Linked DNA regions of Homo sapiens: region 2 is linked to region 1. The links are chromatin loops, found by intact Hi-C in ENCODE. Cell type or tissue: mesothelial cell of epicardium. All regions are shown on one strand. Each heading gives the region's core, and the rest is flanking DNA. Links, peaks and the distances in the headings are about the cores only. Region 1 has its middle 140 kb from the start of USP12-AS1. Region 2 overlaps CDX2 (caudal type homeobox 2).

The links. Peaks named below come from ENCODE experiments on the same cell type or tissue, not always from the same donor. Only the 100,000 strongest peaks of a DNase experiment are listed, where the experiment ranks them.
Region 2: it touches region 1 in a loop (10-fold over the local background); 2 of 110 quality-filtered maps call a loop at or near these places.

Annotation. Positions count from the first base shown.
Region 1 is chr13:26,978,131-26,994,257 of GRCh38, forward strand. No RefSeq gene overlaps it. Among named protein-coding and RNA genes, the nearest start is that of USP12-AS1, 140 kb to the right of the region's middle. In mesothelial cell of epicardium, for the core only: a CTCF peak has its summit at 7,373 (motif pointing right); DNase peaks (open chromatin) are centred at 4,997, 5,181 and 7,351.
Region 2 is chr13:27,948,340-27,964,466 of GRCh38, forward strand. It overlaps CDX2 (caudal type homeobox 2), which reads right to left. Exons shown (of 3, transcript NM_001265.6): 3 at 12,579-15,030. The coding sequence ends at 14,776. It overlaps LINC00543 (long intergenic non-protein coding RNA 543), which reads left to right and starts at 5,187. Exons shown (of 1, transcript NR_135254.1): 1 at 5,187-7,024. RefSeq lists a silencer at 5,377-5,766. In mesothelial cell of epicardium, for the core only: a CTCF peak has its summit at 12,096 (motif pointing left); a DNase peak (open chromatin) is centred at 12,109.

The DNA of each region.
Region 1 (16,127 bases), core at 3,858-11,857:
TGAACTTCTGGGCTCAAGCAATGCTCCCACCTCAGTCTCTGCAGCAGCTAAGACTACAGGCGTATACCACCATACCTGGCTAATTAAAAAATTTATTGTAGAGACAGGGGTGTGGCTGCTTTCCAACTCCTGACGTCAAGCAATCCTCACACCTCAGCTTCTAAAAGTGCTGGGATTACAGGCATGAGCCACTGTGCTCAGCCAATGCTTGAATTTTTAACGATGAAAAAAATCCAAAAGATAAAACGGGTGTTGGTGGATCCGGGAGCTGACAGGATTTGTTTGCTGGTCACATAATATGGGTGAAGATTATACCTGGCATTTTACATGCCTTATTTAATTACCACCAGGGACCCAGTGACCACGACCTCAGAGGGCTCCCTGCCCTGCACAATTACCTGGAACATTCTTTCCCTTCTCATCCTGACAGACTCTTCATTGAAGGCCCAGCTGGAGTGTGATCTAAGGTCAAAGCCTCCTCAGGAAGCCACAGTGCCTGAGCCCGGAAGGTGCGAGTGGTTTTCTGAGGAGTCTGGGCTGGATGGGCCGGCCTGTCTCTCTCAGCACCCAGGGAATGTGGAATTCCTGAGGGTCGGGTCTGGGAATGTGTTTTACAAGCTCTCCAGGTGATGCTTATGAGCACTAAAGTTTGCGAACCATGCCTAGTTGTTTAAATTGCATTTCTGAATGGCCTGGGAGGCCACCTCTCCCTGGTTCTTTACTTGCTGTCAAAATACAAAAGTGTGTGTGCACAGGAAAAAGACTCGGGGGGATAGACACTGAAAATATGAGCAGTGGTTATCTCTGGAAGACAAGGTGACAGGTGACTGTTATTTATTTTCACATTATTGTCTGTTTCATCTACAATGGTGTTTGGTGCTTGAATTAACTCCGAAAGACCCTGAGTCTTTATGGTCTTTAGCTTGCAGAGGAGGAAGGAAGCAAAAGGAAGACCACACTGGAAGGACCTTCATTAAACAGGGCATGACAGTGGGGACAGTGACTGTTGTCACTGGACGATTTCTGGGTTGAGAGGGCCCCATGGACGTGCCAGGGAAAGAACTCTAGCCTCATTTATTCAGGACTGTGCAAAACAATTTTGCAGGTGCAGAGCCAGGTTTGAGCACATTGGTGGATGCCTGAAGTTTCTAACAATAGATTTTAAAATAGAAGATTGTTGGTGGTTTCTGCTGCCTCCAGAGGGCTGGGTTCTAATCAAGAGGAACTGAGCTTTGTGACAAGGTGTCCATGCTCCTTCTTCCCTTTCCCATGACCCATGCTACCAATGTGGTGGAGCCCCGAGTGTCTCCCCAAGCTGCTACCGCCTTCTGCCAGTGGAAGCTCCCCACAGGTGGGCTGTTGGCTATGGGCCGGGTCAACGTCCACACTGATCAGGCTGTCATAAAGTGCAGTTGCCTGACACCGGCTCTCTGCAGAGGGCACGTCATGGCCACTGCGCCATCCTCTGACCTGGCACTGGGAAGACTGTGCCAGTCTCTGAGCTACACTAGCACTAAGTCTCCCTTTCAGGATCCCATAATTGTGATCGAATCCCTATGACATGGGAGTGGCAGAGGCTGAAGAAACAGAGCTCTCTCCAAGACTTGGGGCTGAACTCCTGCCGACCAGAAGCAGTGGATGTTCGCTTACTGTGGGATGAGCAGAGCCAGCCCAACATCCAGGAAGGCCCTGTCCCCAGCCAGGCGACACCCAGCAGTCCCTGCAGGGCTCTGTCACAGTTGGGAGCAGCTTTCTGAGTGTGCTCTGCAGAGGACACCACGACCCATTCACCCATCTCCCAGACTGCCTGGCTTGCTGATTTTTCTACCGGCAGCCACGTTCCCGTTAGGAAGACAGTCTTCTAGAACTTTCTCCTTCTCTTCCATGTCTAGTCCCTCCCCCATGCCTCACCCCAGGCACTTGGGAAAGGGGAGAAAACAAAGACAGAGGCAGGCGATTCCGGTCCCCTCATCAGCCTTCTTATTTTCTCTCTAGAAGTCATCAGTAGCATCCTTTCTTGAGAAATCAGAAGTGGGGGCAGGCGATGAACCGGGAAGAGGTGACCAGCAGGGCGGTGAGACAGGAGAGATCAGAACTCAGATGTCTGAGTCCTGCGCCCACCCCCTGCGTGTTTGGTGCTCCCTCTCTGTTGCTCTCAGCTGCTCCAGCTGCTGCTGCCGGCCATCCCCAGTGTCTGGAAGGCAGCATGCCGAGGGATGCTGCAGAGCCCTTTCCAGGAGGGAGTCCACACAGGCCACCTCTGGGACAGGAATGACAAATCCTGAAGCAGTGGTGGTCGGCACTCAATTTATAAGCGTAATGTTTTCTGCAAAGATCTCCTCCCCTCCCAGCTTATAATTTAAATTGTGTTCAAGGAAAACAAGCTGAGTGTTCTAAAACCCAAAGATAGTCATAACATTGAGCGTGATAAAAGTCTGGAGGAAAAGTGGTTTACTCTGATGTGTTTTTCACCTCACAAACTGCTAAATAAACAGAACACACATAGCCCCAGAAGTGTTTTATTGCACCTCCTGTGTGTATTTCCTGAAGATGTTTCTCTGCATATCTCAGCCTCCATAATTTAGCTAAAGCTGCAGAGGTGGAAAGCCGCTCAACCATCTGTCCCTGCATCAACCTGGGAGTCGCGTGGCTGTGTTACCTGTGCTTCTGGGATTCGTAGCCCTTCAGGGGTGGCAAGGGGACTCTGGGGCCGGCAGGTGGTCATGTCACAAGCAGCTCTCCTCCCTGGCTGGTGGGGCGCTGCTTGGCCTTGTTCCGGCAACTTAGAGTGCGTTGTTTACATTTTATATCTGTTGGTTTGCACAAAACACACTCACACTCCATCCAGTCAGTTTTGTTGTTGTTGTTGTTGTTGTTGTTGTTGTTGAGACAGGGTCTTGCTCTGTCACCCAGGCTGGAGTGCAGTGGTGTGATCATAGTTCACTGCAGCCTCAACCTCCTGGCCTCAAGTGATCATCGCACCCCAGCTTCCTGAGTAGCTGGGACAACAGGCATGCACCACTATAACATGCCTCCCTAATTTTTGTATTTTTTATAGGGACAGGGTTTTGCCATGCTGCCCAGGCTGGTCTCGAACTCCTGGGCTAAAGGGATCCACCCACCTTAGCCTCCCAAAGTGCTGGGATTACAAACATGAGCCAAAGTGCCTGGCCCCCTCCGCCATCTTAAGTAAAATGGAGGAACCCAAAAGTGTCCAACTATGCAGACCTTCTACAATGCTTGGAAGTCTGCTGTGGAATCTGGTTTTCAGGGAGATTCCTAAAGAAGCAGAAATGCCGTCAGGAAATGGCCTAGTGGTGGAGGTACAAAGGAAGCGAGAGTAGGTAGGTTTTATTCCCCCACCCCCACACTTGCTGGCTGAGGTGGTCTATGATAGGCCACCCAGTTTCTGTGCCTGCTATTTGATGGGGAAGGGGACAGAGGTTTTCACATAAGAAAAGGATACTGACTGTCTGCAGAGCTCTAATCAGTCCTGTTGACGGCATCAAAAAATGTAAAGTTTCCAAAAGTCTCGTTAGTAGCCTACATTCAAAGCCCTCCCTTTGTGGTGACATCATGCATGCAGTTCACCTATGGGGGACTGAAGTTCTCACTCCTCACAACAACAAATCTATTACCAGGTGTTAAAGTTATAGAAGTTGGCCAGGCCCGGTGGCTCATGCCTGTAATCCCAGCATTTTGGGAGGCTGAGGCAGGCGGATCACCTGATGTTTGGATACTGAAAAAAAAAATACAAAAAGTAGCCGGGTGTGGTGGCGCACACTTGTAATCCCAGCTACTCAAGAGGGGGAGGCAGGAGAATCGTTTGAATCCAGGAGGTGGAGGTTGCAGTGAGCCAAGATTATGCCACTGCATTCCGGCCTGGGCAACAGAGCAAGAACATGTCTAAAATAAATAAATAAGTTAATAAATAAAGTTACAGAAGTTGACTCCTATAAGATGGGGAGGTCTCTACTGGCAAAAAGGGATAGTTTAGAATTCTTTGCCTCCCTCCTATGCACAACTAGAGATTGACAGTTTTCTTATATAAGGCCCCAATATCACCATACAAAATATCTTTCCATTAGAGTTCAGTGGTTCTCAATCTTACATATACAGAATCATTCTGCAGAATTGTTTACCCAAAACCATCTCACTGCGCTTTATGGGGGATTTTTTTTTTTTTTTTTTTTTTTTTTGAGACGGAGTCTCACTCTGTCGCCCAGCCTGGAGTGCAGTGGCGCGATATCGGCTCACGACAAGCTCCACCTCTCGGGTTCACGCCATTCTCCTGCCTCAGCCTCCCCAGTAGCTGGGTTTACAGGCACCCGCCACCACGCCCGGCTAAATTTTTTTGTATTTTTAGTAGAGACGGGGTTTCACTGTGTTAGCCAGGATGGTCTCGATCTCCTGACCTCGTGATCCACCAGCCTCGGCCTCCCAAAGTGCTGGTATGGGAGATTTAAGGGAATTTTAGAGGTAATTGAAATGTGGACATGATTTTTGCCTTTCACACTGATGTCAGAGCCTATCCTGTGTGTAGACGCCACGCACAGCGTCTGTGGGAAATAGATGCGCACATGCCGACCGTACTTGGGCTGTTCTCCCAGGATTTGTCTCCCCAAAACCTGGACTGTTCCTCTTGTGACTTCTTTCTATTGTTACCACTTTGGGCCTCAAATATAGAGAAGAAAAAAGCACAAAGAAAAGAGAAAAGGGCAGCATGTCAATAGGGTTCGTTACCCTTAGATTTAGGGGATTTTTTTTTCTGTTCCTTACATAAACATATTCAGGTCAAAAAATAATATATCATCCCACAGTTAAAAAAAGAAAGAAAGAAAGAAGAAAGAAAGAAAGAAAGAAAGAAAGAAAGAAAGAAAGAAAGAAAGAAAGAAAGAAAGAAAGAAAGAAAGAAAGAAAGAAAACACACAACACATGCAATACGTCCCGGGCGCCACTCAGTCTGAAGCTGGCCCAAGTTTATCTCTGACTGTCCACTGGCAGTTTGAAACATTGCAGCTCACTGATAACCAGAAATGAGTAAGCACTATGACCGTTCAGAATGTCACACTGAAGCACCAATAAAAAGCTCATAACTTTCGCAACAGCAGAGTTATGTGGCCAGCATGCTGGGGAAGGAACGTTTACATTACCCATCTGCAGGTTACAAATGACTGTTTAATCAGCGTCCTCCTTACCTAACTTGGCCTGCTTGGCCCTCAGGCCCGGGCGGCCCGAGAGCATTCCACGGCACCTGCAATGCTTTCCAATTCCCGGAAAGCAGAATGCAGCCAACTGAAAATTCCTGGAGCCAGTTTTCTCAGAGATCCACATTAAACCAGAAGCTACGTCACTGGAGTCTGGGAGGATCTCAGGTTCTGAGCAGAGCTTTCTCGCCCCCTCCTGCTGCTAATGAGGGTCAAGGTGCTTCCTGAAAGTGAGGCCCCTCTGGGGAACTTGACTGCCATCAAGGTAGAAAACCCTGGAACTGGAAGGCAGCCACATGCTGGCTGATGCGGAGATTATTGTCATTTAAAAAGTGATGACTGTGAGAAAAAAAATTATAATTGATTTAAAAATAAAGGACTAGAATGAGATCTCTTGATAACTCTCCCCCTCCCCACCTCCCATTCACCCAAACTTGAGCCCAGCCCTCATGCATATGGGATCAGCCCAACTGGCCTTCTAATAGAGTTCAGCTTCCAGGGTGTGCCGGTCACTTTGCCCCGTGCTCCCAGCAAATGGTCAGGCAGTGATGCTTTTTGGTGAGGATGATAACTTTGGGTTTTGGTTTTTTCTTTTTTTAATTTTTGGTGTAATTTATACATAATAAAGTGCATAAACCTTAAGAGAATGTTACTATCTGCACACATCAGTGTGACCAGCAACCGGGTCACAATAAAGGCATTTCCAGTCCCCTAGGGGCCCCGTTATGCTCTCTCCCTGTGCCCAGTCAACCACATCCTGCCACTTGACTGGAAGACGTAGCACCATTCTGACTCCTACCTCCATGGGTTTGTGCTGCCTGGTTTTGAACTTTATACGAATGGAATCACACACCAGTTACTCTTATGCGTCTCGCCTTTCCCACTGCACTTTGTCTGCGACAGTCATCCATAATGGTGTGTGAAGCTATGACTTATTCTCTTCCTTGACGGCTGACGTGTTTTAATGGTGAGGGCTGGTCCTCGTGTGGCCTCAGTCTTCTTGTCCTGTTCCCCCAACTCCTTCTCCATTCAAATCAGCATGTGAACTTGCCCTCACTCTGTGATTTGCTAAAGATGGGAATGTTGGTTCCACTCATCCATGTTGCTCTGGAGAAAATCAGTATGCCCACCCTCCCTACGCACTGACGGTTCCTCCCACTACCCAAAGGCTCTGGTGAGGATCCCGTTTAAAATAAGGCTTGGCCACCCCTCCAGGAATGTGAGACATTGCCACAGGCTCCTGGAAGCCTTTTTGGAAATGCCCTCCCTGAAGGGGTTTCATCAATGGCAAGAAACCAAATTGGCTCTAGAGTCTGATGGAAATATTGTATTCGGGCCTTAGATGGTGTCAAGACTATGCTCTGTTCTGGGCTGGTAACCAGCATGGAGAAATGCCACCATTGGACTTTGGCTAGGAAATGAGTTCAAGAGATAATAAAGTGCAAAAACAAAAAGTGAAAAGATGTATTTTTTTTAAACATTTATTTATTCATTTATCTGTAGAGATAAGTTCTCCCTATATTGCCCAGGCTGGTCACAAACTCCTGGACCCAAGCAATCCTCCCACCTCGGCCTCCCAAAGTGCTGGGATTACAGGCATGAACCATATGCCCAGCCATATATATTTTTTTTTTTGAGATAGAGTCTGGCTCTGTCACCCAGGCTGGAATCCAGTGACTCAATCTCAGCTCACTGCAGCCTCCACTCCCAGGCTGAAGCCATCCTCCAGTAGCTGGGAGTACAGGTGTATGCCACTACACCCAGCTAATTTTTTTTTGTATTTTTCATAGTGATGGGTTTTGCCACATTGCCCAGGCTGGTCTTGAATTCCTGAGCTCAAGTGACCCACCCACCTCAGCCTCCCAAAATGCTGGAATTACAGGCGTGAGCCACTGCACCCAACTGAAAAGATGTTTCACAGGCTGAAAAGGAAGGACAGTGGTAAGTAAGGAGAAGAGAGGAGAGGGTGAGTCTTCCTAGTTGTCAGAAGCTAAGGAAGGGAATGCTTAGACATAAGAGTAGAGTGGTACGGTCAGGGGAGAATCGCAACTTCTAGTATTAAAAACAATTGTGGGCACTGTGGGTGTGCAAGTTAGAAAACATGTAACGAACATGTAGCTACCAGTCTGGCCAGTAGATGTCAGGCTAAGACAACCTATTCTCTGTGAGCACCACCGCCCAGCTGATGAACAGCCTCTCTGAGCCAAAATTCAATAAGAAACGTGGGACTCAGAGAAGGTGTGGCAGCATTGTCAAATTAGGCAAATCTCTGCTGTTACTCCAACAGTCTAATGAGCAAAAAGTCCTGTAGGAATCACAGCTCTTTTTCTCAACTTTTTTCTTTTTCTCTCTTAACTCCTGGCTATACTTAGATAGATAATAGAACTCAAGAAAGACAGGCTTATTTTCTGATTTCCAGTTATTTATTTCAATATAGATACTTCTTTCTGCTAAGTTAGAAAAATTGCATAGCTTGGGATGTGATGCGTTTGAGACTTTTTAATTTTTAAAAAAATTTTTCTTTTTTTTTTTAAGACAGAGTCTTGCTCTGTCACCCAGGCTGGAGTGCAGTGGTACAGTCTTGGCTCACTGCAACCTCCGCCTCCCGGGTTCAAGCGATTCTCCTGCCCCAGCCTTCCAAGTAGCTGGGATTATAGGCATCCGCCACCATGCACAGCTAATTTTTGTATTTTTAGTAGAGACAGGGTTTCGCTATGTTGGCCGGGCTGGTCTCGAACTCCTGACCTCAGGTGATCCGCCCACCTCGGCCTCCCAAAATGCTGGGATTACAGGCATGAGCCACCATGCCTGGCCACTTTTGAGGCTTTTGGCAATGAGAGATACCCAAACTCACAGAGGCATTGTCTTCACTGTATTATCAGAAAATATTTATTGAGGCTCTATACTCAGGTCTGTGGCTTGGTGTTGGAAAGTACAAAGTGCCCCTGATTCACGGTCTCTGCCTTCTAGCTATGAATTCCCTATTCATCTATAATTTCCTTGAGCACCAAGACCAAACCTTACAGACTCCTGAATGGATGTCTGCATATAGGTCTCCTGCATGGATGACTGTGCTTGGCACATAGAAGAATTTCAACAAATACCTGCTGCTTCTGTTGTCTTCCACATGTACCAGCAAGCTAACATGTAGGGGATACCACTCAAAATCTGACAGTACACAATTAACTGCTAAATGGGCAGTTGAGACACCAAAGCGTTTTAGGTTTTTTTTCTCCATTTTCCCCGGCTCCTTGCACAGCGAGGACCAGGATCATGTGATCTGTATTTCTTTTGCTGTCATCATTGCTAGAGACCACATACTGAGCATGTCCTTGTGCCTGGCCCTGGGAGAAGTGTGGTGTGCATTCTCTCTTAATTTTCACAACTCCAAGAGGCAGGTATTACAATTATTCCCATTTTACAGATTAAAAACCTGAGGCTTAAAGAGGTTCAATTTGCTCACAGTTACAGCACATTGAGTCTGTCTAGTAACTAAGGTGATGGCAGCAGGAATTGTCTAGCAAGGCATAAGACACAGGGGTCAGTGATGGTTGGTGGCCTAAGCCCCTCACCCAGCACCATATATTTTCAATGAAGATCATGGACCTGTCTATGTTTTCAATGAAGAGCCCGTGTGGTTTGAAAGTGCACCAACTGCAAAAAGCAGACTGCATCCTGGAGGGGCAAGTCCCCACGTATAACTTGCCCAAGAGCCTGGATGTGTGGACTCACTCTTGGCATGGCCGTGAAAAGCAGTCATCCACTTCTTAATTGATTGTACACTGGTTCCATCTCAAGGATTCCCAGAGAGGATTAAGAAAAAGGATGTTATTCAACCAAAACGCTGATCAAATTAAATATTCAGATCTCAGATATGTCAGTTAAGATCTCAGCTCAAGGCTGAAATATTTATAAGGAAGATCCTTTCCTCTTTTCCTCTTCAAATCTCACATGTCTGTACTCAGTCCACCTCCCGCTTCCAACCCCTTTTCCTCTCTTCCTTCACACTTTGCCTCTTCAGAGCAAATACACTTAGCAAACCCGTGGATGTCCCTAACAAGTCCAGGGACACAGCTCATCCTCAGCTTTCTAAGAACTCATGATACTGATGCCCAGGCCATGAAACCGGACCCAGAGGGCAGCAGCTTTACCCGTGCAGCTCATTCAGCACCTACCATATGCTGCAGGATAAGTCTAGGAGAACCGGCCTTCATTGTCTCTCCCTATGCGTCCCGCCTGGTCCTTGAAATAAGTTTGGAGTTAGAGACTAGTTCTCGGTGGGGCTGTTGAGACCTCTAAGGCAGCAAGTTCACACTTCATTACCCGCTGCTATGACCAGGGAAACACAGATTCCAGAGATAGGCTGTCTCTCTGAGCAAAGTACTGCAGTAACGAGCAGAGACTCCAAAGCCAGAATTATGGGCTCCCTGCCCGGTTCTGTCACTTCAAGCTGTGTGGCCTTGGGCAAGTCACCCAGCCTCACTGTAGATCTGTTTTTTCATCTGCAAAATGGGACGACAATGCTGCTACTGTTAATGATGATGAAACAGCTACTATTGGTAAATAACTTAGAACAGTGCAAAACACAATCCACTCGTGATTTTTTAACCAACATCAAACATTATTAAAAACCTTATTAAAATTTTTAACCAACATCAAACCTTATTAAAACATCTCAGCCTCTGCTCTTGGTCCTGAGCTCATGAACTGTGGTTGCCACTAGAGCAACTGTTAATGGAAACACAAATTTCTGATACAGATTAAATATTGAGCTGAACCCACTTTCACTAATTCAACAAATTAGGCTTTCTTTGCCTTACTCCCAAAGAAAGTTTTGATCTTCTGTCCTCTTGGGACCTTGTCAGGTCTCTGACCCTGATCCTCTCTGCTCCTCCCAACTGCTCATCAGATATCAGGGTCACTGCCTCTTTGGCCCCATTTCTGATGGCCTTTGGGTTCTAGCTGCTCTTAACTTCTGCCAGTAAAAATCTTGGCTCCTATTACAACTTCAATGTAGTTCAAGTCAATGCTCATGTATTAAGCACCTACTAGCCCAAAGCACTTAAAGAGATGCGACGATATTCCCATGCATACCCTCGGGTGAGGTGCATGCTGGGCTCATTGAGTTATCACACAAAATGGAAAAAACCCTCTGGCTGAGACCCAAAGTGCTGCAGGCAGAGTCACATGCAGGGGCAGAATGGGAGGCAGCCTCAGAGAAGGGGCGGCCTTTGACCTTAAAAGATGAGAGTTCAGTAAGGAGAGCATGGGTGCAGAGCTTTGAAAGCGCAAGATGTTTATTTAGTCATCCATTCATTCAACAAGCATTTACTAAGCACTTGTCATGTGCCAAGCACTGGGTTTGCATTCCTGCTCTGTCACCGTATGATCCTGGTGTATGATCTTGGATGCTGTAACCTCTCTGTGCCCCAGTTCCCTCAAGTATAAAACCATAACACTTAGCTATCTCACAGATTCGAGTGCTCTTCGGACAGTGCCTGCTACATATGAAGTGCTCCATGAAGGCTTACCGATACTGTTGTTGTTATAAGTTGAACAAATGATTGCCTTAAATGCTGTATCTGCCACCGAAAAGCTCACAAACATTGCTAGAGCAGTGGATATAAAAATGAATAATAACACTTCTGTGTACTTTCCTGGGAAAGGTATCCTATGATGTTTTTGTGTGTGAACCACATCCCTTTCCAAATTCTTGCAAATGAAAATGTCTGTGTGTGTTGCTGGCTTTCTCACAAATTCCACTCATGGCATCTGTACTCTCCATTCAGAACTTCACATCAGTCTGCGCTTCATGTACTAAAACACTCTTGCTTCCATTTCTGCCACCCTGGATTATCGTTGCCTTTGGGCTCTGCCTCTTTTGTCCTCGGTTCTCTGATGTTTTTTACAAATATGGGGCGTACCGTGCTGGGAGCGGGGGCACACAGTGTGTGGAGAATGAATGAGCCAGTGGAGTAAGTGACCCAGATCTCTGAGGGGAGCACCACAGGTGGGCCACATGGCCACCCCAGAGAGCCTCCATAGGATAGTGGCCCCATCGTGCCCTGAGTGGGGCTTGGTGGACTCAACGGAAGAGGAGGCGGTGCAGAGAGGAGGCGGTGCACCCGGGAGCTTGTGCTCCAGTCTGCAGACCTTGAGGAACCACAGATGATTTTGAGCGGGGGAGTAACAGGACACAAACTGTTTCCAGAAGACAGAGGGGCAGCAATAGGAGCCTGGGCGAGGAGCAGGGTCAGGAGTGGGGAAGACAGGTCATCCTCTCTCTCCACTCTATGTCAGCAGGTCTCAGCCAGGAACAATTTTCCTCCCCCTCCCCTCAAGACATTTGGCAATGTCTGGAGACATTTTTGGTTGTCACCAGTTGGGGGTGGGGGTGCTACTGGCATCAAGTGGGCCGAGGCCAGGGAAGCTGCTGAACATCCCACAGAACTCAGGACAGCCCCGCAAACAAACAATCCAGCTCCAAGGGTCAACAGTGCGAGACTGAGAGCTCTGGCCTGGAGCACCTCATCAATAACACTCCGCTCCCAGAATTGAGTCTCCAGCCTTGACAGGTGAGGCTCCTTCCACGCCCACGCTGTGAAGGGTCTGCAAACCAGGAGGACCCTGCTTTTTGCTGGGGCAGACTGTCCCCTTCCCTCTCCCTGTGCATCCCACCTTGTCTTGGAAATGAGCTTGCAATGGAAAGACTCGCTCTGTGGCAGGCTGCTGGGATCTCTAAGGCACTGGATTTACATTCATTATCAACCACTGTAACAAGGAAAGCATGGATTCTATTTGGGCAATAAGCCAGCTCAGAGGCTTCTGCACAACCCCAGAGACCCCGCCGTTATTGCTGGGAACACACATGGCAGGAGTGTCATGGCAGGGACCAGGAGAACACGGCACCGGTCCCCCACCCCAGCTGTGAGCCACCGCAGCTTCCTGCAGCCACTCCTCTCTCACCAGCCCCATGGCCACTTCTCCTCTGGAACGAATGTCAGCCCCACCTGGCTCCTCTTCTCTTGTCTTCTGCTCACCTCACCTGACCTCATCCATCCCCACATCGCTTCAATTCTCAATAACTGGAAAATTCGCATCTCCAGTCCAGACCTATCTGTTAAGCCCCTACACCCCGCAGACATCTTCATGGGAATGTGAGGACCACCTCAGCCTCCACGCTCCCGATGAACTCACAGTGGCTCTGTGCCCGGGCTCCTGCTCTGCTGCTCCCAATTGTCCAAGCTGGAAAACCCTAAGCATCCTCCTTGTCTCCTCCAGCCCCTGCCTCTGCCAGCAGCTGACCGCCACCAATCCTCCGCACTGGCCTCCCTGTGTCCCTGTCCCTGTCCCCTCCCACCACACCCTCACACGCCCGTCACTCCACCTTCTGTGCAGGGCCATGGGCAGCACTCCTGGCCACCCTCACCACATGCCATCACATTTTCCTGCTCACATTTTCCATGACTCCAATGTTCTGTTTTGTTGTTTTGTTTTTTTTTTTTTAAGACGGAGTCTCTCTCTGCCACCCAGGCTGGAGTGCAGTGGCGCAATCTCGGCTCACTGCAAGCTCCGCCTCCCGGGTTCACGCCATTCTCCTGTCTCAGCCTCCCGAGTAGCCGGGACTACAGGGGCCCGCCACCATACCCGGCTAATTTTTTTTGTGTTTTTAGTAGAGACGGGGTTTCACCGTGTTAGCCAGGATGGTCTCGATCTCCTGACCTCGTGATCCACCCACCTCAGCCTCCCAAAGTGCTGAGATTACAGGCGTGAGTCACCGCGCCCGGCCAACTCCAAAGTTCTTATTTGTTTGTTTACCTTTTGGATCCTGTTTGTATTTCTGTCAGTGACTTTGGGGATGATGTAGATAAATAAATGCATCAGAGAGCACTTGTCCATTCATAATGGCCCCTGGTCTTCACCACCTGTGAGACAGTAAGACAGTTGGTAGTGGCACCATTTCACAGGTGTGGAAACTGAGGCCAGCAGGTGGAAGAACCAGACTATTGGTGCTTCAGTAACTGGGCAGAGCTCGGGGGAGAACCCAGCTACCTGGCTGGTCCCATCCTGGGGTCTCCTGGCACCCTGTCCCACTATGGTGTACCCAGCCCTTTCTGGAGAAATGTCACCTTGGAGCACAAGTTTACAATCTGTTGGGTCCAAGAGAGGAGGAGGTCACTCTGTTTTCTCCTGTAATGCAGGCAGGGCCAGAATGGAACTGGCACAAAAGTGAATGGAAAAGGTCTGGAAACACGCCAGCCCCAGCAGCCTCCTCCCCACTCCCAGCTCCTCCACAACACTGGAGGGTTTATTTGTTCAATTACTCTCCCCAACTTTGAACCTTGTTGCTATTCTAGTTTGCACATTCCTCCAAAGTCATTCCCCTTTTTGCTAGATGACAAAGTTACAGTGAGAGGAAAGAAACCAGGGTCAGTGGTTTTGTCAAACCAGCCTAGCTCAGCCCAGGCCATCGTCCACTGAGTTACGTAAACAAGACCTCAAGCAGACGAACGAGGGTCTCCTTCCCTTCTCCCCTACCCCAGCCCCTCTCCAGACTCCCATCCCCCAACCTCTGTCCAGTTGACCAAGATCCCTCTGGATAGCAAGGACCTAGCTCCGGAAAAGTGCTCTGAACGCAGCCACGCTGTTGAGTCAGGACACCCGGCTGGGCTCTGGTCACGGCTTTGTTCATTGTGCAAGTCAAGGACAGGGCACAGGATGAGTCCCCTCCTCCTCTGGTCATGGAATCTTCACTTGTACTCTGCAAGGATGGACTGATGTTTCAAGGACCAGGAGGCACGAGTGATCCTATGAAATGGGTACCCTGCCCGTAAGAGCCTGATGACACACGGGACCCCAGTTACCTCTACACTGTGGCTCTCCCTAGGCAAGATGGGGAGCAGAGCACAGGCTAGCAGTGCCGTCCCTGGACCCTGCGTCCTTGGATGGGGCAGCAGGAACAAATGCCAGTCCTATTTCCAGTTCTCTGAGAAATCTCCATACTGTTTTCCATTAATATGGGGCCTCCGTTATTGCTCTTTCTCTGTTATATTACAATGGTTCCACAATATCTTTAAGTCCTTGTGTTTTAAGAACAGCCCAGGGTTTATCTCAGAATGCCAAAGGGGGTGCGGTGGTAACCCACACCTGCCCAGGAAAGGGTAAGTCCCTGGGTGGTGCTAGTTCATCCACTGAGGCCAGAGAGACAGGAGAGGGCCAGGCACAGCTACCTGCTTTACCCAGCATGAGGTTTCTCTCTCCTGACGGCCTCTGCTTTTGGGTCAATGGCCCAGGTAAAAAGACAGGTGGAGGTATTAACTTCGCTCTGCTCCAACCAGCCTCAGCATACTCTTTGAAAGCAACAACCAGGCCAGGTGCAGTGGAGCACCCCAAAGTGCTCATCCCAGCACTTTGGGAGGCTGAGGCGAGCGGATCACCTGAGGTCAGGAGTTTAAGACCAGCCTGACCAACATGGTGAAACCCCATCTCTACTAAAAATACAAAAATTAGCTGGGCATGGTGGCACTTGCCCGTAGTCCCAGCTACTCGGGAGGCTGGGGCAGAAGAATCACTTGAACCTGGAAGGCAGTGGTTGCAGTGAGCCAAGATCGCGCCACTGCACTCCAGCCTGGGAAAAAAAAAGAGAGAGAGAGAGAAAGCAACAACCAGTCAGAAAAGTTTTCTGTCTATATTTAGACACATAACTGGCTGTCTTTAAAAAAATAAAATAGGCAAGGCAGGCTTCCTTTGGCAGAGCAAACATGTCCACAATCCCACAGACCATCCTTCAGTTGTGGAAAAACCTCCCGAGGCCAGGGCTGCCTAATGCAGCTCTTGCTAGGAGCCCTCCCAGCCACAGAGCCCTGTTGGTGATCCCAAAATGCAGGGAGGGACTGGGGGTGCAAACAACTCACATGGAGACTTCTCTGTTCCAAAGCAGCACCTACATGCTTGGGCAAGTGCCTGGGATAAGTCATTGGTCCCTTGGCAGGGACATTTTTTCCTCAGCAGACAGGGGTTCTGATGACCAGGTAGGTGGGAGCAGGTGCAGGTGTGTGATTGGGGCAGGGCAGGGCAGGGACCAGGAAGGTAGGAGATCAAAATCCACCCCAGGGCTTTCCAGCCAAGACTGCCTTTAAGCTAATGGTTTTCAAAATGAGATATTGATTTTGAATCCTACTTCTTTCAAAAACCTGCATCAGCAAGCCCTGTGCCAGTGCTTGTGATTTAATAACCCAGAGTGAGAGTCTCCGCTTGGGGCTGAAGGGGCAGGGCTGATTGTTAATGTTCTGAGCATGCCAGGGGATGAAGGCCTCTGTCGGAGAAGCTCAGGTAACCATTTCCCTAGTGGTCCTCCCGCACCTGCACCCCCTGGCTAAAGCTGTCCCTGCAGGCCTGTTCAGTCGCCAACCTCACCTCTCTGCCCAGCTCCTCCTTCTTTTTTCCACTTAGACCAGGGGCGATGTTTGCCCACCTGCCCACCAGGTGAGGTGCCCTTACCCACCTAAGACAGCACCTGGGGAGGCAGCATGGCTGAGGGGGATGACTTTGGTGCCAAAAAGACCCTGGGGCCAAATTCTGGTGCCATCATTTGCTAACTTTGGAAATATCATTTAATTTTCCCAAACCTCAGTTTCATCATCTGTAAAATGGGTACAACCACTTCAGTCACAGACTCTTGGTTAAAAGTAACAGAAACCCAGCTGGGCACGGTGGCTTATGCCTGTAATCCCAGCCCTTTGGGAGGTCAGGATGGGAAGGTCACTTGAGCTCAGGAGTTCAGGAACAGCCTGGGCAATATGACGAGACCTCATCTCTACAATTTTTTAAAAAATTAGCTGAGTGTGGTGGCGCACACCTGTGGTCCCAACTATTCAGGAGGCAGAGGCAAGAGGATCACTTGGGTCCAGGAGGTCGAGG
Region 2 (16,127 bases), core at 7,205-15,204, 970 kb after region 1:
TGTGCATGTCTGTCTCTGTGTGTGTGTGTGTGTGTGTGTGTGTGTGTGCATAAGATGAGACAGGCTGCAGGGAATCTCTTCTGTTTCTCTCTCTCTCTCTCTCTCTCTCTCTCTCTCTCTCTCTCTCTCTCCCTATATATATATATATATATATATATATATATATATATATATATATAGTTTGTTTGTTTGTTTTTTGAGACGGAGTTTCACTCTTGTTGCCCAACTAGGAGTGCAATGGCATGATCTCGGCTCACTGAAACCTCCACCTCCTGGGTTCCAGGGATTCTCCTATCTCAGCCTCCCAAGCAGCTGGGACTATAGATGCAGCCATCATGCCCAGCTAATTTTTGTATTTTTAGTAGAAATGGGGTTTCACCATGTTGGCCAGGCTGGTCTGGAACTCCTGACCTCAGACGATCCACCCACCTCAGCCTCCCAAAGTGCTGGGATTACAGGCATGAGCGGCCTTCTGTTTCTCTCTTATTATGACATTTGCAATGGCATTTAGGGCCCACATGAACAGTCCAGGATAACCTCTCCATCTCCATATCCTTTTTTTTTTTTTCCTAGACAGAGTCTTGCTCTGTCACCCAGGCTGGAGTGCAATGGCATAATCTCGGCTCACTACAACATCTGCGTCCAAGGCTCAAATGATCCTTTCACTGCAGCCTCCCAAGTAGCTGGGACTACATGCGCCCACCACCATCCCTGGCAATTTTTTGTATTTTTTATGGAGACAGGGTTTCACCGTGTTGCCCAGGCTGGTCTCAAACTCTTGAGTTCAAGCGATCCACCCTCCTCGGCCTCCCAAAGTGCTGAGATAACAGGTGTGAGCCACCACACCTGGCCTCAAAATCCTTGATCATACCTGCAAAGACTCTTTGGAGTTGGATTTTGATTTTTTGTTTGTTTGCTTGCTTGTTTATTTTGTTTCTCATACAAAGTAATGTTCATAAGTTCTAGGAATTAGGACATGGATATCTTTTGGGGTGCCCTTTTTCAGCCTGCTATCACTGCATAGTTGCAAAATACTACACTGTATATATTCTTTTGTATCTTGCCTTTTTAAATGTATGAGCCAAAATAAGCATTCCCATGCCATTACATACTCTGAAAACAGAAACTTTAATGGTTATGTAATATTCTATTGAGTGAATGTAACATAAGTTAGTTATCCAAAACCTTAATTTTTTTTTCTTCTTTTAACTTTTATTTTAGGTTCAAGGGATACATGTTCAGGTTTGCTACATGGGTAAATTACATGTTGCTGGGGTTTGGTGTATAAATGATTTCATCACCCAGGCAGCAGTGAGCATAGTACCCAATGGATAGGTTCTGTTTTGTTTTGGAGACAGGATCTCGCTCTGTCGCCCAGGCTAAAGTGATGATCTTGGCTCACCGCAACCTCCGTTCAAGTGATTCTCATACCTCAGCCTCCTGGGTAGCTGGGATTACAAGTATGCACCACCATACCTGACTAATTTTTGTATTTTTAGTAGAGATGGGGTTTCACCATGTTGGCCAGGCTGGTCTCAAACTCCTGACCTCAAGTGATCCACCCACCTCGGCCTCCCAAAGTGCTGGGATTATAGGCATGAGCCACCAAGCCTAGCCCCAGTGGGTAGTTTTTGATCCTCGCCCTTCTCCCACACTCCACCCTCAAGTAAGCCCTGATGTGTATTGTTCCACTCTTTGCAGCCATGTGTACTCAATGTTTAGCTTCACTTATAAGTGAAAACATGCAGTATTTAGTTTTCTTTTCCTGGTCTCTGGCTGTATCTGTGTTGTTGCAAAGTACATGATTTCATTCCTTTTTATGGCTGTGTAGTATTCCATGGTGTATATGTACCATATTTCTTTTATCCGGTCTACCATTGATGGACATCTAGGTTGATTCCATGTCTTTGCCATTGTGAATAGTGCTGCAGTAAACATACGTGTGTATTTGTGTTTTGGGGGGAATGATATATTCCTCTGGGTATATACCCAGTAATGGGATTGCTGATTCAGGTGGTAGTTCTAAGTTATTTGAAAATCTCCAAACTGCTTTCCATAATGACTGAACTAAACATTCCCACCAGCAGTGTATAAACATTCTCTTTACTCCACAACCTCGCTACCTCTTATTTTTTGACTTTTTAATAATAGCCATTCTGATTAGTGTGAGATGATACCTCACTGTGATCCAAAACCTTAATGTTGGATACTTATTTCCAACTCCCTATTTTTTTAGTATTTCCTGAGACTAGATTCTACATATGGAACTTAGTGAGTGTGAGCAGTTTATGACTTGTGACTATATTGCCAGATTGCCATTTAGAAATACATATTAATGTATTATTTTATTATTCCTGTGGGGTGCCTGTTTCATCATATCCTCACCAGCACTGAGTACTGGATTTTTTAGTTTTGGTTATTATTTGCCCTTTTTTTTGAGACGGAGTCTCGCACTGTTGCCCAGGTTGGAATGCAATGGCGTGATCTCAGCTCACCACAACCTCCACCTCCCAGGTTCATGTGATTCTCCTGCCTCAGCCTCCCGAGTAGCTGGGATTACAGGCGTACACCACCACATCCGGCTACTTTTTTGTGTTTCACTATGTTGGCCAGACTGGTCTCGAACTCCTGACCTTGTGATCCACCTGCCTTGGCCTCCCAAAGTGCTGGGATTACAGGCATAAGCCACCGCACCCGGCCTTGCCAATATTTCTTTAGAAGTCTATGTTTTCGGCCGGGCGTGGTGGCTCACACCTGTAATCCCAGCACTTTGGGAGGCTGAGATGGGTGGATCACGAGGTCAGGAGATCGAGACCATCCTGGCTAACACAGTGAAACCCCGCCCCTACTAAAAATACAAAAAATTAGGCGGGCATGGTGGGCAGACGCCTGTAGTCCCAGCTACTCGGGAGGCTGAGGCAGGAGAATGGCATGAACCCGGGAGGCAGAGCTTGCAGTGAGCTGAGATCGTGCCACTGAACTCCAGCCTGGGCGACAGAGCGAGACTCCGTCTCAAAAAAAAAAAAGTCTATGTTTTCTTCTCATTTTGTATTGGATTCTTTATAGGTTAGCAATTTTCTGGCATTTTTGTAGCAAATACTTTTCATCGTTCTGTTATTTGTTTTTAAATTTCAGATAGGATGTCCTTAATTGCTATCTACTGTTTTCTTTGTCACTTCTCACTCTTCCTTTATACTTATAAAGTCTGCACTTTTTTTTTTTTTTTGGATGGAGTTTTGCTGTGTCACCCAGGCTAGAGTACAGTGGTGTGATCTCAGCTCACTGCAACCTCTGCCTCCCGAGTTCAAGTGATTCTCCTGCCTCAGCCTCCCAAAGTGCGGGGATTACAGGCGTGAGCGGCCGCGCCTGGCCCAAAGTCTACACTATTCAGAGAGCAGACTCAATAATGTTTGAAATAACACAGTGTTTGATGTCAGAAAGGCCTAGATTAGAATCTGTCTCATAGAAATGAATGCTGGTTGTTTTAAAGCTTAAATAAAATAATTTAAGTTTAAAAATCAAGCATGAAGGCTGGGATACTCACTCCATTTCTTTTGGTTCTGTTTACTAGAAAAGAAAAATCATCGAAGACAAAATGCGAATGCCCAATAAACATGAAGTATGCTCAACCTGCTTAATAATTTCAGAATAAAAAATTAAATTGGTTACCATTTTCTGTCCATCATATTGGCAAAAATTTAAGAGATAATGTCTAGGGTAAAAGAGGATATGAAGAAAGGGAAACTCACTCAACGGGACTGTGAATTGTGTGACTTGCTAAAGTTTTTTGGAAAGCAATGGCTATCTTTACTAGAGTTTTAAAATGTACATTTTTTTGACCTACCATTTCAAATTTAAGAAATCTATCCTTTAAATATACAAAACTACAAAAGGGTATATGTAAAAAGCTTACCTTCGTATGGTTTGTAATAGCAAAACAATGACAACAACTTAAATGTTCATCTGTAAGGAAATCGTTAAATAAATTGATTTAAAATTTTTTCCCACTAGAATTAAGTTTCCCAAGAATAGGGATTTTTAATGGTGATGATTACTGCTGTTTTCCCAGCACTTAGAACATAGTAAATATTCAAAAGAAATGATTGAATAAATAGATAAAATTATATCTTTGTTTACATAATGCAATAGACATTTTAAAAATTGATGTGATTTATGTGTAATGACCTGGTGAAATATCCATGATATATTATTAAATGATAAAAGCAAGTCACAAAGTAAAGTGTGACTTCATTTTTGTTTTTTTTAAAGGACAGAAAAGAAAGAACAAGATTTTAAATGTAATACGTATTTGTGTAAGCACAGAAAAATTCTCGAAATGACATCCAACAGTGTTAACATTGTTAATAGAGGGATGGAATTGAAAGGATGGAGAAGTTACTTTTTTCTTTTCACATTTCTGCGTTGTTTAACCTTCTTGGAAGGAATTGTTTGTCCAAGCCCTTAGCTCAAACCAAACTAGACTTTGCTATGGGAAAATGAGTAGGCTCGAATTCGCACACACATCAGGGAACAGTGACCTTGATACTGTTACGTATTCTTTGTACAATATTGGTTTGTTGCCTTTTTTAAAGTATCTGTTGAACACTGGTAAATTTTGTTCCCCGCCTCTCTGGTAATCGCTCGACCTGTTCTTTCCAGCAGGTATTTCTCCTGCAGAACCTGCTGGCTGGCCCCCGCCCTTATCTCTGGACTGCTTTGGAACCAGCGCGGCTTCTGTGTGGCAGCTACTGAGTGCACGCTCGACCTTTGCCACCCTCCGCGCTGATGGAAACTGGAGGAGGATGTGGTTTAGACACAATGTGGCCCAAGCGTCCTTGTTTCCTGAATATACCCCAAAGTACAAGTCCCATCTCCAGTTTTGAAAGAATTCCCCGAGGAAAGGGGCTTGAGTGGAGTGGGTGGAGGTGAGAGGGGAAGATGAGGTGTTGGAGAAGCCCGGCGCACGGGGCCTCTATTAATATTAACTTTTATTAAGAGTTGGCCTTTCCCCGGGGCTTCACAAAGCAGGAAGTCAAGGGCAGTGGAACAGGGAAGGGAACTGGCAGGAAGAGAAGACCTTGAGTAAATTATTTAGCTGTGACACGAGATTAAGAGTGACCCCACCCTCCTCCCTGCCCCACACACCCTAAAGTGGGCCCAGGTTGGGGAGCAGCGCTCCAGCTGCCACTAATCATGGAAGCCCAGAGGCGAAATCAGCTTCCCGGGGACCCAGAAAATTGCTGGAGTCTGGCGAGGGGCAAATCAGGAAGTGTCTTTGTCGGAGATGGGACGGAACCCGGCTTCGGGGCGCAACCGGGCTCTGGGGGAGACCGCGTTTGTCCAGGTGGCAGGCCGCGCCTTCTGATGGCTGTGAAGAGAAGGAGCGGGGGTTTTAAGAGCCACAGCGCCACCGAGAGAGTGGAAAGGAGTAGATTAGCTCGCGCCTGCTATGCGAGGCGACTCCCCCCGAGACCCACCCGCAGCCCAGCGCCCTTGGCCAGGAGGCCCGGAAAGCCACCGAGGCGGCCGAAAGGGGCCGCGGGGCACCCCTCAGCCCCTCCTGCGGCGGCTCCGGCTGCCCCTGCTCAGCCTCCCGCTCCCCGCCCGGAGTCCCAGCTCTCAGATCGGCCGCAGAGCTGGGAACAGAGGCCGCGGGGTCCAGGCCGTTCCGCCCGCTCAGCCGGAGCAGCAGCGCCGCCTGCCGGGGGCCTCGCGCAGGCGAGACAGGCCAGACGCCGGAGGCCGCGGGCGGCTGCAGCTTTGACGGGCCGAACACACCAGCGCTCCCGTTCCGCCTTTTGAAAATCAAATCCCTTGGGCCTGGTGCCACCATCGCTCAGCCCAGGTCTTCGACGACGGGTCGAAGGCCAGTGCTCCAGGCCTTCTTCACCGAGTGGCTTCGGCGCTTGCGGCCCAGGTTCCCCGCACCTCCGCGCCGTAGTTGCGCGCACCTTTTGAAAAGCTTGGCGTCTTCAGGTATAAGGACAAAAACAACCGCGGACATCACACCATTCCAAAGAAGAAAAAGAAAGTGCCCGGAATCTCAGGGCGCGACTTCCGGGGCGACGGGCGGCGGCGGAGAGGCGCTCCCCGGGCTTCCTACCCGGCAGGAGGCCGCGGCGCCGGGACCTCGCCTGCCCTCACCGCGCGCCACCTCTCGGGAGACGCCGCGAATCTCTCCAGGGAATCCCGGGCAGCGGCGCAGACCCAGCAAGGACCGGCAGCAGGCCGAGACCGGCCGTCTTGGGCGAGAGCAGCGGGACACGAGCCCCCGGGCGCCCGCTGGGAGCGCGGGGAGGCTCTGGGCTCAGGGAAGCTGCGCTCCGAGTGGCCTTGGAGGACGGTCAAGGAGCCCGGGCCCCGCGGCGGCCGGGAGTGGACGCGACTGGTCCGCGCCGGCCGCAGGGGAAGGGGCGGGTCGGCGCTGCCTGAGCTCTATCTGCTCTAATGGCTGGGGTAGATCCGCGGAGATACTTGAATACCAGGCCGAACGCTTCCCCAAGGCGTGTTGTAGACAACGGGCCCATTTGAGCATGTGCAAAGAACAAATTTCATCCATTTTTCTGTCTAAAACATTCAAAGACTCAAATCTAGACAATAGTTTCTCTGAGGTAGAAGTGTTGGGGGTGGGGGGTGGGTGGGAATAAACTAAAAGTTGGGGTAATGAGCTTGTTTCTTGTCTATTTTGTCTGACTATAGATTTACAAAAGGAGCACCCTGCTTTACTCAGTAATACCAGGCCCTCCTAGAAACTTACCCACCAGCTTCACATGGCATGATCATTTGATGAATCGCTTTTTAGTTTCCCATTCCGGACAAATATCCACCCAAGAGAACCAATCATAACACTGGATGTATTAACGCATGTCAAGACTCTCACTTCTCTGTAGAAATGAGAAATAAATGTCGATTGTTGGTTTTCTGTAGACTTGTGATCACGCCCAGGAACTGTCATTTTCCAGTTACCAGAATCTGAATCATTGTCTAATGTGCCACGTATATAACAATATATCACTAACAGCGATCTAAAAGCGTAAAGATGTTTACGTAAAATTCATAGATTTGATGAAAATAATAGGAATGAATGAAAATAAATACAAGAATCTGGATTTCTAAAATACGCATTATTTTTAACAAAGTGGTCCAAGGGAAAAATAATGTTTTAAGTTTTTATGTGCGGATTCCAGACAAGCATTCTTTCTTTTTGTTCTTCCTGCACTCTCCTACATTTCTATGTTGTTACTAGACAGTGATGTCTGGTTCTGACTTATTTATGTATTTTTTTCTATTTGTTTCTGGCAATGCACATAATAAGAAATACACATAGCAATATTCTTGCTGTTGTTGTTCATAACCACTGAGAAAAAAAAGCAGCAACAAGTAGGAATAAAAGAAGCCTCAGCCACAGAATGGCAAGAAACGTTATATGTTTTTTAGGGCCACTCTTTGCACCTCGTTTTACAGACAGGTTACTACTTATCAGCTTACTGACCTTGGGAAGACCCCAACCTCTGAGCTACCACTTCCTCATCTGTAACCTGAGGATCCAGTGAAGTCATGTAAGACAATGTAGCATTGTACGCTTATGACTAGACCCCAGTCATGACATGAGCTGCTTCTGTCTAGAAAATAGAGGGCTGGCAGGGCACGTTGGCTCACGACTGTAATCTCAGCACTTTGGGAGGCCGAGGCAGGCGGATCATGAGGTCAGGAGTTCAAGACCAGCCTGGCCGACATGGTGAAACCCTGTCTCTACTAAAAATACAAAAATTAGCTGTGTGTGGTGGTGCGCGCCTGTAATCCCAGCTACTGAGGAGGCTGAGCCAGGAGAATCGCTTGAACCTAGGAGGCGGAGATTGCAGTGAGCCAAGATCGCATCACTGCGCTCCAGCCTGGAGACAGAGCGAGACTCCATCTAAAAAAAAAAAAAGAAAAAAGAAAAAGAAAAGAAAAGAAAAATGAAAGAAAAAGAAAAGAAAAGAAAAATGAAAGAAAAGAAAAGAGAGGGCCGAGTGAAGACTGAAAACAGAATCTAGTTCTGTTAAGTTTTGCTGTAGCTGTTGTTTTTTAAATATTAGCTATACAGAGTGAAAGAACAATACCCGAAGTGTATTTCGTGAGTAGGAAACAGAGCCTGCCCTGGTCATTTTTAACAACTCCTAATCTGTGGTTTAGGTATATAATCCTTGTTCTTGATTCTACTAATTATCAATAAATTAAAATTATTTAAGTGCCACATAACAAGCCATCATAAGTTTGTATTACAATGACTTTAGCTCTGCATTGTTTTTCCTTGTTTGCTTCCCTGAGGTTGGAGAGGAACTTATCAACTACCACTTCCATAAAACCTATTATCATCATACTACAGATACTAAGTTTGAGATAGCAGACTGTTAATCCTGAAAGTTCTGAGATAACACATGAGCAATTAGGAAAAAATTCCTTTTTAGTTTTGAACTTAAAACTCAAATATGAAAGTGCATGAACTGCCCAGGGTTTTTACTTACCAATAAAATACTGGACACATAAACCCAGTACGTGATATAAATATTATTTTTAAGTAAATGTGCGTGTGAGGGGATGGTTTGAAAATCATTTCATCTCAGGGAAGTCTTTTTCGTGGATCAAAACTGGTTGTGTTGTGGTTTATGGATTACATCTCTAGCACAGAATCACCAGGATCCTGCTTTACTGGTTATTTAACTTTGGGGCTCTGGCAACCTTGTTGATATTATCTATATCTGCTGTGGTTAATGACAAATTCCAATTGGGAAAAGCTGTTGTTAAAACAAATGTAATGTTTGGGCACTAAAGATGCAGGAGCCAAAAGGTCACCTAAGTGCTGCCCCCACCTTCTCTGGACTGATTCCTCCAGGAAGAATGTCAAGGTAAACGTTGGTATAATCTCCGGAACTCACAGAGTCTACCTTCTTTATCTGGAATTTGAGAGGTTTTTTTTCTAAATCTAATGTCATAACCTTCTAGAAAGTCATGATATTTTATACATATATGTCTATATATGTGTAAATATGTATAAAATATGTCTATCTTTATTTATATATAGTATTCCTCTGATTTGTAGCTAAATATAAAATATCTCTATCTTTATTTATATATATGTATTCCTCTGATTTGTAACTAAAGAAAGAAGACAGCAGATGAGGCCGGGCGCGGTGGCTCACGCCTGTAATCCCAGCACTTTGGGAGGCCGAGGCAGGTGGATCACGAGGTCAGGAGATCGAGACCAGCCTGGCTAACACCGTGAACCTCGTCTCCACTAAAAAATACAAAAAATTAGCTGGGCATGGTGGCGGGTGCCTGCAGTCCCAGCTACTCAGGAGGCTGAGGCAGGAGAATGGCCTGAACCCGGGAGGCGGAGCTTGCAGTCAGCCGGGATCGCCACTGTGCTCCAGCCTGGGTGACAGCGAGACTCTGTCTCAAAAAAAAAAAAAAAAAAAGACAGCAGGTGATTCTTTTGGCCCAGTGTCACACAGCTAGCCCCACAGACATCTCTAAAACCTGCTTGGTTTGTTAAAATCATAGTGCACCCACTCCAAGAAGAGCAGGAGGCAAAAGGAAAAAGGCAAAGGAAAACTGACTGAATGTAGGAGTTGTGGGGTTGAAAATTTGTGCAGTCTAAGTGTGATTAAGAGGATAAGTTAAATATTTACAAATTAATCTACATTACTCAGATATGAATGTTTTTGTTATACTCTGAACAAAACCAATTTAATGCAAGATCTGCTGCCATAATTTTACTGTAAGGGAGAATTCTGGAGATGAGAGTAAAACATTTTTCTTAAAACAACATCTAAGGATGAATCAGCCTTAGAGAATTTAATCCTCAGCAGCCTGAGGTACAGGTTTAATATGTTAAACCTGTACCTCATATTAAATCTGTACTCTTGGGGTGGCTCCTGAAGAGTACAGAATTAATATTGAGGTGTTGAGGTAGAAATTATCTCAAAATAAAGAAACTTTTAATGCCATCTAGTTAGAGTATCTGCCTGTCTGCTCCTTTTGGGTTAAGAGTGTGCTGATGGCCAGGCACAGTGGCTCACACCTGTAATCCCAGCACTTTGGGAGGCTGAGGTGGGCAGATCACCTGAGGTCAGAAGTTCAAGACCAGCCTGGTTAACATGGTGAAACCCCGTCTCTACTAAATATACAAAAAAAAATTAGCCGGGCATTGTGGCGGTCGCCTGTAATCCCAGCTACTCAGAAGGCTGAGGCAGGAGAATTGCTTGAACCTGGGAGGTGGAGGTTGCAGTGAGCCGAGATCAAGCCATTGCACTCCAGCCTGGGCAACAAGAGCAAAAATTCGTCTTAAAAAAAAAAAAAGAGTGTGCTGATGGATTATTAGAAGGTTCTCAACTATATCCTCAACTAATCTTTATTCTCCTAAGTACAGCTAGAAACTAGATGTTCTAGTTGGGAACATGTCTTCTAGTAAATGAAAGGGCAAGTGAGCTATACAGATCAGCAACTTGTCGCCACATCTGAAATGCTACTTAGTGCCTTGCCACTCAAGATTTTATGCAGATGCTTAGGAAGTGGTAATCAAGGAACACAGACTTCAGGCAATTTTGACAAAGTAAGCAAAGCTGAATGCATTAGAAAAAAAATTCTGGGAAAGGGTTATTCTATCATAATTTGAGAAATTTTCTTGCTCAAAAGCTCTTTGTAAGGACTCTCCAGCACTTTGCAGAATACAGTACAAGAAGCTGCTCATATCATGACTGGGGTCTGGTCATAAGCATACAATGCTACATTGGCTCCCCATTGGATCCCCATGTTACAAATAAGGAAGTGGTAGCTCAGAGGTTGGGGCCTTCCCAAGGTCAGTAGGCTAGTAAATAGCAACCTGTCTAAAACGAGGTGCAAAGAGTGGCCCTAAAATATATCTATAACTTTTCGACCCAAAATTAGCCGGGCATGGTGGCGTGCACCTGCTGCTGAGACAGGAGACTCTCTTGAACCCAGGAGGCGAGGTCACAGTGAGCTGAGATCATGCCACTGCACTCCAGCTTGGGCGACTGAGTGAAACTCCATCTCAGAAAAAAATAAATAAATAAAATAACTTTTCTTGCCATTCTGTAGCTGAGACTTCTTTCATTTCTGCTTGTTGCCTCTTTTTTTTTCCGAGTGGTTGTGAACAACAACAGCAAGAATATTGCTATGTGTGTTTTTAGATTGTTATTTAATATTTTCTTCACTGACGTAGGCATCTTTCTGGATATTATTAGAAAGAAATGAAACACATTGCAATGAAATATTCGTTGCTTTCATTGGCAGTCCATCGTGTTAACTTTATTGGATGAATATGATAAAGCCACGAATTGTTCACGGCGGGGCGTGGGGGAGAAGACTCAGGCTGTTCATTCTCCATAAATACTTTTTTGTTTGTTTGTTTTTGAGGCGGAGTCTCTCTCTGTCGCCCAGGCTGCAGTGTAGTGGCTCGATCTCGGCTCACTGCAACCTCCGCCTCCCGGGTTCAAGTGATTCTCCTGCCTCAGCCTCCCGATAGCTGGGATTACAGGAGCGCACCACGACGCCCGGCTAATTTTTGTATTTTTAGCGGAGACGGGGTTTCGCCATGTTGGCTAGGCTGGTTTCGAACTCCTGACCTCAAGTGATTCGCCCGCCTCTGCCTCTCAAAGTGCTGAGATTACAGGCGTGAGCCACTGCGCCCGGCCCGGCCCATAGACACTTTTTTAAACCTCTGTTCCACAATATTGACAGGTTTTATTCTCATATTTATCCTAAATTTCTAGTATTACCATATATTAATACTGTGCCCACATTACTGTAATTTTTAGAAAGAAAACATCGTGTGCAAAATGACCCTTTTAGAATGGTATAGTCCCTCTCCCCCAATTTTGTTTTTCTTAAACATTCAACAAACCCAAGAATCTCTCCTGCCTGACTTAGTTTTAACTTAGTTTCAACAGGCCCACGACCAACGTAGAAAAATCTTGCAGCGCCCGGGTTTGGGCTCAGCCGGAGTCGGCAGAGGCGCTTGCACCTCCCAACTGGGTGAAAACTGGAACCTTTCCGGGTTCACGAGCCCAAGCCCCATCTCTTCCCAGAGCGCGCGCGCCCTCTGGCGCCTGAACCGGCGACTGGACGCGGTGGAGGCGTGGGATTCGGAGGCCGGGACCCCAAGCTCTGCGCTGGAGGCGTCAGGAGCCGCGAGGTCATCCGGTCTCAACCTCAGGCGCCCCTGTGCAGGCCTCCCTACACTCCTCAAGCTGCGCTCCCTACTCGTGCCACATCCCTTGTTCCGTAGGTATTGCTTCGGGGGTGACACAGTTGGCGTTAGAAGCGCGGTGGCCTCACTTGCCGGAGAGGGTCTTGGTTTTGCGCCTTTTTCCGTGGCCCGGGAGGCTTGCCAGGCGCTCGCAGCAGCGAGCCGGGTGCTTGCATCTCAGAGAGCAGCCGAGCTCCCTTCCCTGGCCCCGTACCCGCGTGCAAGGGGACCGAGCCCCGGGAAGGGGAAGAACTTGTAATCGCTTGCAGCGGGACAATGTCGACTTTTGAACCTCTAACCACTAAGCAAACAACCCATGTGCTCTTGCTCCACTGTCCAAACAGGGTTTATTGACAGGCGTTTCACGGCAACGCATAGCAACCCCGGCGGCTAGGGGGCGGGCCTGTGGGCGCGGCCGGGGCGCGGGGAGACCTGCGGGGCACCGGGGCTCAGACCGGCCCTGACCCAGGACCCCTGACCCAGGACCCCTCGCCCAGCGGACCCGGACACGGCTTCCTCCTCTGCCCGGCACCCCCCGACCCCACGCCCCGCACTCCTCCCTCTGGCTTCGAGGCCAGGCGCCCGCGGGCCGGGCCACCGGAGCCCCTTTCCCAATCCTGGAGCTGTATACGCCACCCGGAAGGGCCGCGGAATTGGAGAGGTGCTGCAGAGGGTCTATACCTCTTGCTGTTTCCCGGCTCTGCTCATCTTCCCCAACTGCCCTTAAGGCGCCTCCGTGGGCGCGCTGATTAGGCTCTCGGATGTTGGTGGGAAGATCGAAACGAAGGGCTAAGCCCCCCTCGCCCGGGTCCTGCCGGAAAGTTCAGCTCGGCGGCCTCCAGGATCAAAAATTTTAAAGGCTGCAGCCCGGTCCCCAGTGGATCGGCCAGATAACAAGAAACTGTCACTAAAAGGATCATTTTATACTGGGTCTAGAAATCTTGTTTGTGGGGTGATTGGGTTGGAAGGGGGGGCGCGGTCGGGGATAAGGAAACTGCAAAGACAGAGAAGAGAGTGGAGGCAGAAAGGGCTCACGGAAATGCCCAGTGATTTACAGAAGACTAAATTCATGGAAATGCTGTCTTGGGAAACTAGGGGGATTTTTTTTAAAAAAAATTTAATGCTCACGTTTAACTAGCTGGGTTGTGGGGCGTCCTTAGGAGGGAGTCACTGCAGAAGGGAACTGCCTGCTGTTTGCAAAAAGCCTCCATGTGGATTTGGTGAGATGCTATGAGGGGGCCCTCTCACCCCCACCCCCCATAATTTCTGACTGCTGGGAAGCACCTGGCCATTCAGATGTGCATTTTGCCCAAAGGCACCCCCAGGAGAGCCACGCATTCCAAGGCTGGGCTCAGGCTTGGGGGCAGGGAAGGTCTCAGAACCTGCTCTTTCAGGCTTCTGATGCTCTGGGGTAAAATGAGGCTGTCCAGATAATCTCCACTCCCTCTCTGAATTTTCCAAATCAGCTTGCAAGCAGAGAAGATATTTCATTTCTTTAAAAAATAAAAAATAGTTGCAGACAAAATCTGAAGATAAATACAGAATCTGAAATCTGGAAAGCTCATTTATCTCTTTTTCTTTTTAGAAAAAATTCAACTGTGTTCAAATACTCCCCACTTCCCTTCACCATATCACTTCTCCCCCCATGGATCCAGAAGGCTTTAAAAACTCTGGCTTGGATGTTACACAGACCAACAACCCAAACAGCAGCAACAACAACACAAACTCCCCCCACCCCCTTCTTCATCAGCCCCAAGATTGTGAAAATGACAGGAAGTCCAGGTTGGCTCTGGCATTTATAGCACTGACATACATTCAGCCCAGAGAAGCTCTGGTGACAGGCTCTCTAAACAAGTCCCTGTTCGGGCCCCCTGGTCAGGCCTGGAGTCCAATAACCACCCCCTCATACCACACCCTGTGCATACACCAGCCAAGCCTTTCCTGGTCTGGGAAGGGAAGAGAAAAAAGACGCAGGCCACCTGGGGGTTCTGCAGTCTTTGGTCAGTCCAGCTTTCTATCTTAGCTGCCTTTGGCTTCCGCAGTGTAAACCTTGCCTGCCCGGAGGCAGGAGGCCCAGCTGGACCTCCGAGGGCCATGAGCAGGCAGCAGCCATCTTGGCCTCAAGCTTGCCTTTCCCTTGAGTCCCTCTCTCCCCTCGGCTCTAGCCAGAGGTGCAGCCTGCAGATCTAGGAAGAGAAGAGCTGGGGAGGAGGATGAAGGCCTGGTTGGTGTGGTCAGTCCAGGCAATGCTTCTGCCAGTCCGGAATGAAGCCCAGCGGAGGCTTTCTGTCTCCTCAGTGGCAGAAAAAGCCAGATGGGAAAAAGTAAAAATCTGGGAGAGTATATTTCTTGAGGCCCCAAATCCCACTTGTCTTACTCCTGGCTCCCATTTTTCCTCTGAGAGCCAGGTCTGTAGGTCTATGGCTGTGGGTGGGAGGGGAGGGGTCTCTCCTGAGGAGTCTAGCAGAGTCCACGCTCCTCATGGCTCAGCCTGGAATTGCTCTGCCGCTGCAGAACCCGGTGGGTCACTGGGTGACGGTGGGGTTTAGCACCCCCCCAGTTGGCCCCAGAACCCCAGGGACAGAGCCAGGCACTGAGGCTTGCAGGGAAGACACCGGACTCAAGGGCTCTGGGACACTTCTCAGAGGACCTGGCTGAGGCTGGGGAGGCTGTGGTGGCGGCGGAGGCGGCTGTGGTGGCTGCTGCTGCTGTTGCTGCTGCAACTTCTTCTTGTTGATTTTCCTCTCCTTTGCTCTGCGGTTCTGAAACCAGATTTTAACCTAGAAATGGAAAGGTGGAGAAAAGCACATTGTGGTGAAGATGTGAGGGAAAAGAGGAACAGTACCCAGCAGTATCATCAACATCTTCTGCTCCAGCTACAGAACTCCAAGTCCTTCTAGAAGCTTTCCTCGGGCATCCCCATAACAGCCCAACCCTGGATCCATTCTTAGGCCCAATTCAGCCTCATGGGGAAGAGTCTTCCTCCTTCCTTGCTCCCTGAGTTTCTTTTCAAAGCAACTTTTATCTACGTATTTACTGCAAAAGTTTAAAGTCTCAGAACCAAGGAAAACTGAAACTGCAAGGCCCTTTCTACACAGCAAAGGGAGGCCAGTGCTGGGTGGTATACTTCAAATGGCAACCTTTGGCCCCTCAAGGCTAAACTAAAACGTAATTTTCCTCACCTTAGAGCTGAAAATGAGATTTAATTTTGTGGCTTCCTGGCTGTGAAGTTGGCCTGTTTTTCTAGACTATATATATAAAATGTTCATGAACCAAGTCTTGTCCCTCTAGTTTTTGTGAGAGACTGAGTACTTTATTCAGTTTATTTTCTTAGGTACAGTGCTGGAAACAAAGAGAATAGGTCTTTAATATGTCTTTATAGACCCAAATGGAATTCTGGATTAAACTAATACCCTTGGCTGTTTTTCACACTTCTTATATCCCTCAAAAGAGAGAGACAGAAAAAATCAACAACATCAAAAAAAGAGGACTAAAGGTAGAAGGAGGCTTTTTAAAAAAGTACTCCAGGGCCAGGCACAGTGGCTCACACCTGTAATCTCAGCACTTTGGGAGGCCGAGGCGGGTGGATCACCTGAGGCCAGGAGTTCGAGACTAGCCTGACTAACATGGAGAAACCGCATTTCTACTAAAAATACAAAATTAGCCGGGCGTGGTGGCACATGCCTGTAGTCCCAGCTATTTGGGAGGCTGAAGCAGGAGAATCGCTTGAACCCGGGAGGCAGAGGTTGCAGTGAGCTGAGACCGCGCCATTGCACTTCAGCCTGCACAACAAGAGTGAAACTGCGTTTCGACGGTGGCGGGTGGGGGGGCATGTACTCCAGGCCAGGCATGGTGGTTCACACCGGTAATCTCAGCA